3 separate regions of the Homo sapiens genome follow, and regions 1 and 2 are each linked to region 3. Evidence: chromatin contacts called from ENCODE Hi-C or POLR2A ChIA-PET data. All regions are on one chromosome and are shown on one strand. Each heading gives the region's core, a stretch centred on a gene start or an enhancer-like site at or near the end of the contact. The rest is flanking DNA. Distances are from core to core; before and after follow the strand shown.

Region 1 (3,778 bases), core at 999-3,498, 450 kb after region 3:
TGGGAGATCACTTGAGCCCAGGAGTTTGAGGTTACAGTGAGCTATGATCATACCACTGAACTCCAGCCTGGATGACAGAGTGAGACCCTGTCTCATAAGTAAATAAATAAATAAAAACAAATACCTATTAACAAAAAGCATAATCCACCTCTTTAAAAGAATGAAGATGAATTAGAATTTTTCTTAATAATAGTTTTGAGATGCTATCAGTCCAAAAGTGAGTGTTCACTTATGCCTAAAGCCAGTTTATTTTAGCACACGGTAAGTTGTCAATAAATATTTGTTGAAAGGATGAATGAAATAAAATTGTGACAAAGTTAACTTAAGCAAAAAACAACTCTAGTTCCAGTAGGCTTTGGGTCTGATATAAAAATACTGTCTGATATTCTAACAGTCTTGTTTTTCTAGCATTTTTCTAGCTATGACACACTTCAAATTTATCATGATTTCCTTTTTTCATGGTGACAGGAGAAAAGTCTCAAAAAGTGGTTTTATTTTAGACTAACTACATTAAAGTTATACATAGCTGAATGCTTATTTTCCTCCAAATTGTTCTTGTATTCATGTTAATCTCATCTATTGATTAGATTATCTTCAAGACAATTTTTAAGATCATGGCTGAGAGAGTGGTACCCTAAACCTGAGTAGGAGCCAGGTTATAACCTCTGCTTTGAGTCATATGTCAGAGGGAAAATATAAATGTATTGATCTATAATTTTTGATATATTTTCTATATAGGGTACGTAATATGTAGTTATTAAAGAGAACATTGGCCATCAACATTTTCTTATCACCCAATAGAATTACCTACTTATTGCCCCTACTCCTTACCAAAAGAATCGTATCTATTTCTTAAATAATCTTAGAGGTTCCTACAAGTGAAACCATATTTTAAATATTTTCTGTACCTTACTTTCTTACTAAAATCAGAGAACATTCCTATTTTTAGAATCTTTCTATTTGACATAGAAGTCACCTTAGTTTAATATGAGATACTTTTCTTCCAAATTCTTTATGTCAAGTTTATTGGCAGTGAAAGGAAATGAATTATAGTTAGAAACACACTTTGCATGATTAAAAGTGAATAACCAAATGTACACCCAAGCAATGGTATTTCACTTAGTAGGTTTCACTTCCGTAAAGATGCTATAGAAAACAACCCTCAAAACATTTTTTTAAACTAAAAAGACATGTTTTGTGCTCTTCTGGTTTTCTGATTGCAATATTTTTTTCTCTTTTGCTAAGATTCTTTCTTTGTTTTGTAGATGAGATCACTGCCAGCTTTCGCAGGTTTGGACCTCTCGTAGTAGACTGGCCTCACAAAGCTGAAAGCAAGTCTTATTTTCCTCCTAAAGGTAATGCTCTTAAAATGTTTCCACTGCTTGCCTGTTGGAGAGATAGCATGACAGTTCAATAAAAGGCAGCCTTTTAACTCTTGAAATAGCTGTTGAATTTTTTCCCCCAATTAGGAAAACATTTTAATGTTGATCATCCTTTTGTGTATTATGTTTCCACTTAGAGACTCTTCCCCTGAAGCACACTGATTGTTTCATGGCACCGATTTTATTGACAGTGAGACCCTGGAAGTCTGTTGTGGATGAGCCTCCTGCTAATTTTCATTATTTTGAAAGGAAAGATCTAGGGTTTTGAGGAATGTCAGCAATGGTAAAGGAAAAGATTATTTAGGGTCAGATTTTATTTGTATTCCATAGCCCTGTGGTTTTATAGATCTTGTAAACCCCAAACCTGGGAAACCTAGTGGCTAAAGAATGGCATTGTACAAAATTATCTTTATCCACATCTGTATATTAAGTGACTTAGCCTGTTTGGGAGCAGAGGGCAAACTAGCAAAAGACACTCCATATGACCTTGCTTCCCTGATTTTTGGGGAGGCTCATTTGATAATTTATGAGTGCATGAAAATATATTGCTTTGTTCATAGTTTGTCATTTCTGCAGAATCTAGGGAACTTTACTGGTGATATTCATTTGGGTGTGTTCCTAGATTTATATAGAAGAATGTTTTGGGTTAAAGGTTTTGTTTGTGTTACATTCTGTAGATATGCTTCAAGGATACATTTCATTTCAGAAAAATGGCTTTTTGATACGTATTATTGTGTAATATTACTCAGCACAAAAAGATGAAGTGAAAATACTTGTCCTTCCTGTGCCTCATAAATGAATCAAATTATAGCTTAACCTGAGGAAGGCAAGTGGCTTCCTTTTATGTCCGGTTTGTTAGGTTTCATTGTCAGTTGTACTTCTCCAATTCTCACTCTCTTCATAACCCACAAAAATAAGTTAATATAGAGGGCTGTTGCTTGTTCTTTGTTTTTTTTTTTTTTGTTTTTATTTGTTTTTTTTTTTGAGACGGAGTCTCACTCTGTCGCCCAGGCTGGAGTGCAGTGGCGTGATCTCGGCTCACTGCAAGCTCCGCCTCCTGGATTCACGCCATTCTCCTGCCTCAGCCTCCCGAGTAGCTGGGACTACAGGCTCCTGCCGCCACGCCCGGCTCATTTTTTGTATTTTTAGTAGAGACAGGGTTTCACCGTGTTAGCCAGGATGGTCTCGCTCTCCTGACCTCGTGATCCGCCTGCCTTGGCCTCCCAAAGTGCTGGGATTACAGGCGTGAGCCACCATGCCCGGCCTTTTTTTTTTTGGTATGTTTTCTTATCAATTATTTATTATAACCATATGAATAATTCCAGTTATTATTTTTATTTCAATAACTATTATTATTATTTTTTATTATTATTATACTTTAAGTTTTAGGGTACATGTGCACAATGTGCAGGTTAGTTACATATGTATACATGTGCCATGCTGGTGTGCTGCACCCATTAACTCATCATTTAGCAATAGGTATATCTCCTAATGCTATCCCTCCCCCATCCCCCCACCCCACAACAGTCCCCAGAGTGTGATGTTCCCCTTCCTGTGTCCATGTGTTCTCATTGTTCAATTCCCACCTATGAGTGAGAACATGCAGTGTTTGGTTTTTTGTCCTTGTGATAGTTTGCTGAGAATGATGATTTCCAATTTCATCCATGTCCCTACAAAGGACATGAACTCATCCTTTTTTATGGCTGCATAGTATTCCATGGTGTATATGTGCCACATTTTCTTAATCCAGTCTATCATTGTCGGACATTTGGGTTGGTTCCAAGTCTTTGCTATTGTGAATAGTGCCGCAATAAACATACGTGTGCATGTGTCTTTATAGCAGCATGATTTATAGTCCTTTGGGTATATACCCAGTAATGGGATGGCTGGGTCAAATGGTATTTCTAGTTCTAGATCCCTGAGGAATCGCCACACTGACTTCCACAATGGTTGAACTAGTTTACAGTCCCACCAACAGTGTAAAAGTGTTCCTATTTCTCCACATCCTCTCCAGCACCTGTTGTTTCCTGACTTTTTAATGATTGCCATTCTAACTGGTGTGAGATGGTATCTCATTGTGGTTTTGATTTGCATTTCTCTGATGGCCAGTGATGGTGAGCATTTTTTCATGTGTTTTTTGGCTGCATAAATGTCTTCTTTTGAGAAGTGTCTGTTCATGTCCTTCGCCCACTTTTTGATGGGGTTGTTTGTTTTTTTCTTGTAAATTTGTTTGAGTTCATTGTAGATTCTGGATATTAGCCCTTTGTCAGATGAGTAGGTTGCAAAAATTTTCTCCCATTTTGTAGGTTGCCTGTTCACTCTGATGGTAGTTTCTTTTGCTGTGCAGAAGCTCTTTAGTTTAATTAGATCCCATTTGTCAATTTTGGCTTTTGTTG
Region 2 (3,753 bases), core at 1,246-3,745, 380 kb after region 3:
CTTATATTTCTGTAATTCTGGAGTTTAAATGTGACCATGAATTGCAGTCAAAATGGCAGGGTATAATTCACTTTGTGCTGGGGAGATTTGGTGGACTTCAACTAATTTGCCATATTATAATTAGCTCTAGACTAGGAGATTTACCCTAGTTGTTGGGCTTTAACATAGTGTTCTACTGAGTCCTGAGACTGTTGGAAAAAGTAGTGGAGATGGCCATGTTTGTTTTGTGTTTCATTTAAAATCTGCTTTAAAGACCCAGTCAGGAGTTAAGTGTCAAATCATAAAAATAGTAAGGTTCTACAAAGTCTAAAAATTTAGGACATGTTTATAGCCTGTTCTTAAGATTCCAGCTTCAATGAAATTGATATATTATGCCTGTTGTTTCTACATTAATCTTATGTTCTCCTACTCTACCATTCCAGGAACCGAAATAAGGTAGATTGCTACAAGTATGGATTTTAATTTTGGTAATTTAAATCATTAGACAGAACAACTTATTTATAAATTACCCTTTTCAAACCGATCATCATTGTTTCTGTTTGTTAAACTTAATGAATCTCCAACACAACTTATTTCACTTTACAATTCTTATTCATTGACTTTTGTTAAAGCCCCATGTAAACACCACTAGGGAAATCTGTTAATTATATGAAACTGAGTTTCCTAAACTTGCTGAGCAAGCACTACCTTGACAGAGCCTCAGGAGTATCTTAGAAGAAGGAGTGTCTTAGGATGGGAGAAGTTAGGGTACTTAATAAGGTTTTGGGGCCTGGGGTTACTCATAATGTGGTTTTAGGGCAGAAGTAAACAAGATTTGGGTGGGGATTGGTAAAATGTATAAACTGGCCTAGTTGCTGAAACTTCGGAATGCAGGAATTTAAGCAGAGTTACCATGAACTCTGTCTATAGCAGTGCTGTCCAAAGAAATAGACTGCAAGCTACATAGATCATTTTAAATTTTCTAGTGGCACATTTGAAAAGTAAAAAGAAACACTTGAAATTTTTTAAATTTTATTTATTTTTTGTAGAGATGGGGTCTTGCTATGTTGCCCAGGCTGGTCTGGAACTTCTGGCTTTAAGTGATCATCTCACCTTGGCCTCCCAAAGTGCTGGGATTATAGGTGTGAGCCACCATGCTTGGCTGAAATTAATTTTACTAATATATTTTATTTAACCTCTATATGTGAAATGTTATTTCAACACATGATCAATACAAAAATTATTAATGAGATGTTTTACTTTTTTTTGTACTAAGTCTTTGAAATCCGGTGGGTACTTTACAAATACAGCACATCTCAGTTTATTCTAGCGACATTTCAAGTGCTCAATAGCCACATGTGGTTAGTGGCTACTATATTGGACAATGAGGATATATTGTTTTAGGCTGGGCAAAGTGGCTCACACCTGTAATCCCAGCACTTTGGGAGACCGAGGTGAGTGGATCACCTGAGGTCAGGAGTTTGAGACCAGCCTGGCCAACATGGTGAAACCCCATCTCTATTAAAAACACAAAAATTAGCTGGGCAGTGGTGAGTGCCTGTAATCCCAGCTACTTGGGAGGCTGAGGCAGGAGAATTGGTTGAACCTGGGAAGTGGAGGTTGCAGTGAGCTGAAGTTGCACCACTGTACAACTGTCTTGTTGTACACTGTCTTGTTGTACCACTGTCTTGTTGCCTGGGCAACAAGAGTGAAACTCCATCTCAAAAAAAAAAAAAAAAAAGAATTTATTGTCTTAAAACATATATGTTGGAGCTGGGCACGGTGGCTCCTGCCTATAATCCTGGCACTTTGGGAGGCCAAGGTGAGCACATCACTTGAGGTCAGGAGTTCAAAACCAGCCTGGCCAACATAGTGAAACCCCGTCTCTACTAAAAGTACAAAAAATAAAAATAAAAAATTAACCAGGAGTGGTGGCGGGTGCCTGTAATCCCAGCTTCTTGGAAGGCTGAGGCAGGAGAATTGCTTGAACCCTGGAGGTGGAGGTTGCAGTGAGTCGAGATGGCACCACTGCACTCCAGCCTGGGCAACAAAGTGAAACTCCGTCTCAAAAAAAGAAAAAGATATATGATCTTAGAACATATATGTTTGAGCTGGGCGCAGTGGCTCATGCCCATAATTCTAGCACTTTGGGAGGCTGAGGTGGGCGGATCACTTGAGGTCAGGAGTTCAAAACCAGCCTAGCCAACATAGTGAAACCCGGTCTCTACTAAAAATACACACAAAAAAATTAACCTGGTGTGGTGGCGGGCTCCTGTAATCCCAGCTACTTGGGAGGCTGAGGCAGGAGAATTGCTTGAACCTGAGAGGCAGAGGTTGCAGTGAGCCAAGATCGCGCCACTGCACGCCAGCCTGGGCAACAGAGCGAGACTCTGTCTCAAAAAAAAAAAAAAAAAATTATGATATATGTTTGAATGAGCTGTTGTTTAAAACAATTTGAGCTTAGATAGTTTGTGTTCCGTGTCATGATTTGGCACAGTTTATCTGTTCTGAGTCATAGTTTCTGTTTCTATGTGGTTTCTGTTTCATTTCTCACTTTCATGCATAAATCTGTGATCTTCCATTAGCATGCCATTATTAATACACATATACAGAGATATAATCTATAATTTACAAAGACAATGTAAGAGTTTTCTTGGATACTTGATAAATTATCTACCAGACTAAGCCTTCACTTCCAGTAGGTATTGTTTCATCAAATTTTCTAAACAAAAATTGTCTAAAAGTGGCTGAATGCTTATATTGTTCCACCAGTTTTTATTTTATGTGGTGCTTTCTTTATAGCTGACAAAAGCATTTTACATATATTCTCACTTATAAGATATTTCATGGTATTTTCTTTGAGCTTTCATGTTTATAGCTTTTATTTATTGATTTATTTTTTGAGATGGAGTCTCACTCTGTTGCCCAGGCTGGAGTGCAGTGATGTGATCTCAGCTCACTGCAACCTCTGCCTGTATTTATATATGTACCAGGCTCAAGCGATTCTCCTGCCTCAGCCTCCTGAGTAGTGGGATTACAGGCATGTGCCACCACGCCTGGCTAATTTTTGTATTTTTATACAGACTGGGTTTCATCATCTTGGCCAGGCTGGTCTCGAACTCCTGACCTCAAGTAATCCGCCCGCCTTGGCCTCCCAAAGTGCTGGGATTACAGGCATGAGCCACCACGCCTGGCCATATTTATAGCTTTAAATGAAATTGTTTTTATTTAGTATAGATGTTATCAACACAATTATAACATTATTCAAATGAAGAGTAGTTGTTAAAGTCATCATATATCCATTGGAATTGAATTATACCCTCAGTTTTTCCAAGAGACTACAGATTGTTCAATAGTTTATGTATTACCCCTTAAAGTGTGTATGTGTGCGTGTATGTTTATATTTTTCTTCCTTTCTTTTGGTTTCCAGCAACTTTCCTATCCTGCATTATTTCAAAATAATTGCTATTAATTTTTTATACACATTCAGTTCCACTTAGTTGAATGGAATATATTTGCCACTTTCCTTTTTCACAGTTTCATAGTTTGCTGCCTGTAAATCATGCCTGATTTTACTTTGGTTCATTATTACTCCTTCATGAAGACAGAATTGAGGTCCCTTCTGCTTCCATACCATAGTTGATGACCACCTTCATTTGTATCTTTATAGCATCCAGGTGAGGTAGGCATTATTGTTATCCACATTTCTCAAATGAGGAAACTCATACACAGGGAGATTAAATAACTTATTCAATTCTATTGAAATTTGAGTGC
Region 3 (3,819 bases), core at 876-3,375:
AACCCCATCTCTACTAAAAATACAAAAATTAGCCAGGCATGGCGGTGTGCGCCTGTAATCCCAGCTACCTGAGAGGCTGAAGTGGGAAAATTGCTTGAATCCGGGAGGCGGAGGTTGCAGTGAGCTGAGATTGCACCACTGCACTACGGCCTAAGAGAGCGAGACTCCGTCTCAAAAAAAACTGATAAACCACATGTGATCTGCAAAGCCTAAAGTATTTAAATAAAATAAATATTTATTTCTCTGGGCCCTTTACAGAAAAGGCTTACCAACCCCTGAGGACCTCGCAACTCATAAGTTGCCTATTTACTAAAGCTTAATGCTTAATGACAGACGCACCAGGAAGGCTATTTGAAAGAAAAAGGCTAATCTGAAAAAAAAAATCTCTTTACACAAAAATTATTGTAAATATTAGACACAAGCAAAGAACTATTCTATTCATTGGTGATAAAGTAAATCTCTTCTAAGACTTGAAATGTATACGGATCATAAACATCAAGTTCAAGATAATGGTTAACAGTGGCTGGAGGAAAAGGGATGGAGAGGGAAAAGGGGGGCTCCAGCAATGATTGTTTTGTTTCTTAATCTGGGTGATGAATATACAAATGTTTATTACATTGTTCTTAATAACTTTTTGTAAGTCTGAAATATTTTGTAACTAACATTAAAAAAGAAATTAAATAAATGCATACGGAAAAGGTAATATTGCCTGGTTTTATTAAACAACCAAAATAATTTTAAAATTTGCACTTGTTATATGCACTGCATTTTTAAATAAAAATCTTCAAACAACTAACTACTAACAGAAGCCCCAGAGTACAACAACTAGTAAGTGTCACTGGCTAGACTTAAGATTGCCACCCAATTTCCTCTCTGACACCTTGTTTAGAAACCTAGTCATCACCTTCGATATCCACAATTCAAGTTACCAGGGCTGAGTAAACAATAGCCTAAGAAAGTTTGTTGATACAAGTTTTTCTAAAAAATAACCTTTTAATTTTAGAATACTTTGGGGTTTACAGAAAAGTTGCAACAGCAACTGTTAACAGCCACAAAAACGGACACACAAAACACACATACTCAGTAAACTGTGGAGAGCCTCTAAAAAGTTGAATAAATCAATTCTAACTAAGCAGCAGTTTCTAGCTTATTTTAAAATTGGGAAGTTATTTGGAAACCAGTCAGGGGAGGGCCGAACACCCCTCCACATCCCTTTATCTCGAAATATCCGTTTAGTTTGGTCTATGAACAAACACGCAGATGAAAGGGAAAACTGCAGCACAATCAGAAATTTACACTAGCTTAACTTGTCTTGATCTTTTAAAAAACATAAACTCACTTTATTAATTTTTAATGTTTAAAGACAGAGATGTTTACTTGTTTAGTAGGGATGCAGAAAATATTGCATCTAGAATAAAGAGAACAGTGATTGATTGCTTTTTAGAGGTAATAATACCAACGTAAGTGCTTAACCATCTGCAAAATAGGTATTCAGTCTTACTTCCAAACTGACAAACTACATGAAGTAGCATATAAAAGTGACACCTACATCTTTATTGACTATAGTTTAAACATAAGAACGCACTTTTCAGTATGGAACAGTGATCAAATCAAACATGTTATTTTCTCCTAAAAACCACATACACACAGCAACCGGGTGTCATTTTTATTGAACAGAACGCGGAGAACCAAGAAACTGGGACCCTCAGGAAATGCAAATAAAATCCCTCTCCCTGGACCGCGCAGTAGGGGGCCCAGCAGCGAAGCCGCAGCGCTCGGAATCCTGTCAGCCCTCTCCCTACCTGCATCTCACCACCACCTGGATGTTCTTCCCCTTCTCCTCTTTCTTCTTCGCAGACGAATTTGGCTGCGACGCCATGACGGTCCCCGCCAAAAAATCAAGGCCCGGCCGCGGACCTGGGCGCTGTGAGGGGCGGAGGGGCTTGGCGGCCGACAGGGGCCGGAGTCTCCCTGGTCCCTCTCGGGCGCTGGCGTGGCCTGGAGGACCGACGCACGCAGGTCGGCGTCCCCGCTCTCTACCCGGTACTCTGGCCGTGGCGTTTGTCCCGCGCCAGTCGGAGCCGCCAAATCACTAATCTCGTCTCCGCCCGAATCCCCAGAAACTAAGCAACGACTCGGCGCCTCAATTTGAAAAAGAGACAGAGTAGCCGGACCAATGGCTGCGCTGGCGCGCAAGGCACCATGGGATGCAGTATCCTCACTGGAGCCCCGCCCCCGGAGCGTGGCCTACGGGAACGTAAAGAGGTGGTCTGTCTGCTTGCTCCGGAACTTGGTAGTCCAGAGCCGAGACGCTAGAATTGAGTGTGGAACTTTTAGCGTAGCGTGGCTCAACTTACATAACGTCCCTAGCCCAAAATTCCCTCAGCTGCAGAGAGGAAATAATAGTAACCATCTCAGAGGGTTAGGGTGAGAATTAATGAGCTTGTGGAAGTAAATAGATTGGAATATATGGTAAGCACTCGCCATGATTATAATTATTAGAGAATTGTAAGAGAGGGCAGTAGAAGCACAGAAGAGAGGTCCAAAGCGAGCCGCCATCCCGGAGGCAGAGACCAGAATAGTCTTTGTGTGTGTGTGTGTGTGTGTGTGTGTGTGAGAGACGGAGTCTTGCTCTTGTCACCCAGGCTGGAGTGCAGTGGCGCGATCTCGGCTCATTGCAACCTCCGCCTCGCAGGTTCAAGCGATTCTGCTGCTTCAGCCCCCGAGTAGCTGGGATTACAGGTGCGTGCCACCACGCCCGGCTAATATTTGTATTTTCAGTAGAGATGTGGTTTCACCATGTTGGCCAGGCTGGTCTCGAACTCCTGACCTCAGATGATCCACCCGCCTCGGCCTCCCAAAGTGCTGGGATTACAGGCGTGAGCCACCGCGCCCGGTCCAGAATAGGCTTGAAGAATAATTAATGTTGGGGCCCGGTGGCTCAGGCCTGTAATCCCAACACTTTAACGGGCCGAGGTAGGACGATAACTTAAGTTCCAGGAGTTTGAGACCAGTCTGGGCGACATAGGGAGACCCCCCTCCCCGCGCCTCCCAACGGGTCTCAACAAAAAATAGAGGGGAAAAAATAGCCTGGTGTGGTGATGCGTGCCTTTTGGTCCCATCTACTCGGGATGCTGAGGAAGAAGGATCGCTGAACACGGGAGATAGAGGCTGCAGTGAGCCGGGATTATGTCGCTGGATTACTCCAGCATAGGCGACAGAGCAATGCCCTTTCTCAAAAAGAAAATAATAATAATAATAATTAGGAAGTGTTAAGCGATAAGGCTACTACAGGTTCCAAATCGTGATGAAATGGACACTGGACGCCATTTGGAGGACTCTGAATTTATCCTTTAGTCATCATCTCTAAGTGACTCCAGGCAAGAAAGCAGGGTCCGCCTCGATTTTAGAACGACTGCACTGACCGAGTGACGCAGGCCGCGGGTGCGCTGCGCTCCCCGTTTCTGCGCGGCGCAGCGGGCGGTGGCATCTCAAGGAAGCTGCGCAAACATCCGCCGCCCCGGCCTACGGATCCCAGCATGCAGCGCTCGCTGGGGCCTGCGCGCCGTCGGTCACCTCCGGCCTGCTGCGGGAGAACTTTTCGGCGTCTTGGCAGTGCCTGGCGTGACTCGACCGCTGTAGGTGTGGTACGCCGCACCAGGAAATACTGAAACAGGAGCCTATTGTTATGAATAACTTTTAAAATCTTAAGGAAATTGAACACTTGAACAAAGGATTTTTAGCAAAGCAATTTTATTTTTGCGCAGAGGGGTGCCTTTTTGGCCAGTCGCCTTGAGAGCACACCTGAACAAAGGGGCA

Evidence for each region. A loop is a pair of places that touch in the nucleus more often than their neighbours do. ChIA-PET counts read pairs that join two places held with the same protein, here RNA polymerase II (POLR2A). Pooled maps may share reads with other maps.
Region 1: a loop to region 3 is called in a pooled map, with 17 times the contacts of the local background. The contact joins the enhancer-like site here to the promoter of KIF11 in region 3. A Hi-C loop is called at or near these places in 2 of 37 single-sample maps with no recorded cell type and 5 of 50 pooled maps. POLR2A ChIA-PET finds 5 or more read pairs at or near these places in 1 of 52 experiments (OCI-LY7).
Region 2: a pooled map shows a loop between it and region 3 (5-fold over the local background). The contact joins the enhancer-like site here to the promoter of KIF11 in region 3. A Hi-C loop is called at or near these places in 1 of 37 single-sample maps with no recorded cell type and 7 of 50 pooled maps. POLR2A ChIA-PET finds 5 or more read pairs at or near these places in 2 of 52 experiments (CD8-positive, alpha-beta memory T cell and H1).

Annotation. Positions count from the first base shown.
Region 1 is chr10:92,140,606-92,144,383 of GRCh38, reverse strand. It overlaps CPEB3 (cytoplasmic polyadenylation element binding protein 3), which reads left to right. Exons shown (of 10, transcript NM_014912.5): 6 at 1,266-1,355. Among named protein-coding and RNA genes, the nearest start is that of CPEB3, 150 kb to the left of the region's middle. Within about 2 kb of position 2,248, at least 7 of the 41 ENCODE cell types and tissues checked have a DNase peak (open chromatin) inside an H3K27ac peak, as active enhancers do; they include OCI-LY7, where a contact is called at or near this core.
Region 2 is chr10:92,210,178-92,213,930 of GRCh38, reverse strand. The region is part of intron 2 of CPEB3 (cytoplasmic polyadenylation element binding protein 3); the gene reads left to right. Among named protein-coding and RNA genes, the nearest start is that of CPEB3, 79 kb to the left of the region's middle. RefSeq lists an enhancer at 2,430-2,599. Within about 2 kb of position 2,495, at least 7 of the 41 ENCODE cell types and tissues checked have a DNase peak (open chromatin) inside an H3K27ac peak, as active enhancers do.
Region 3 is chr10:92,591,436-92,595,254 of GRCh38, reverse strand. It overlaps KIF11 (kinesin family member 11), which reads right to left and starts at 2,125. Exons shown (of 22, transcript NM_004523.4): 1 at 1,803-2,125. The coding sequence starts at 1,879. RefSeq lists silencers at 1,721-1,790, 1,871-1,920 and enhancers at 1,388-2,139, 2,241-2,290, 2,321-2,510, 3,321-3,410.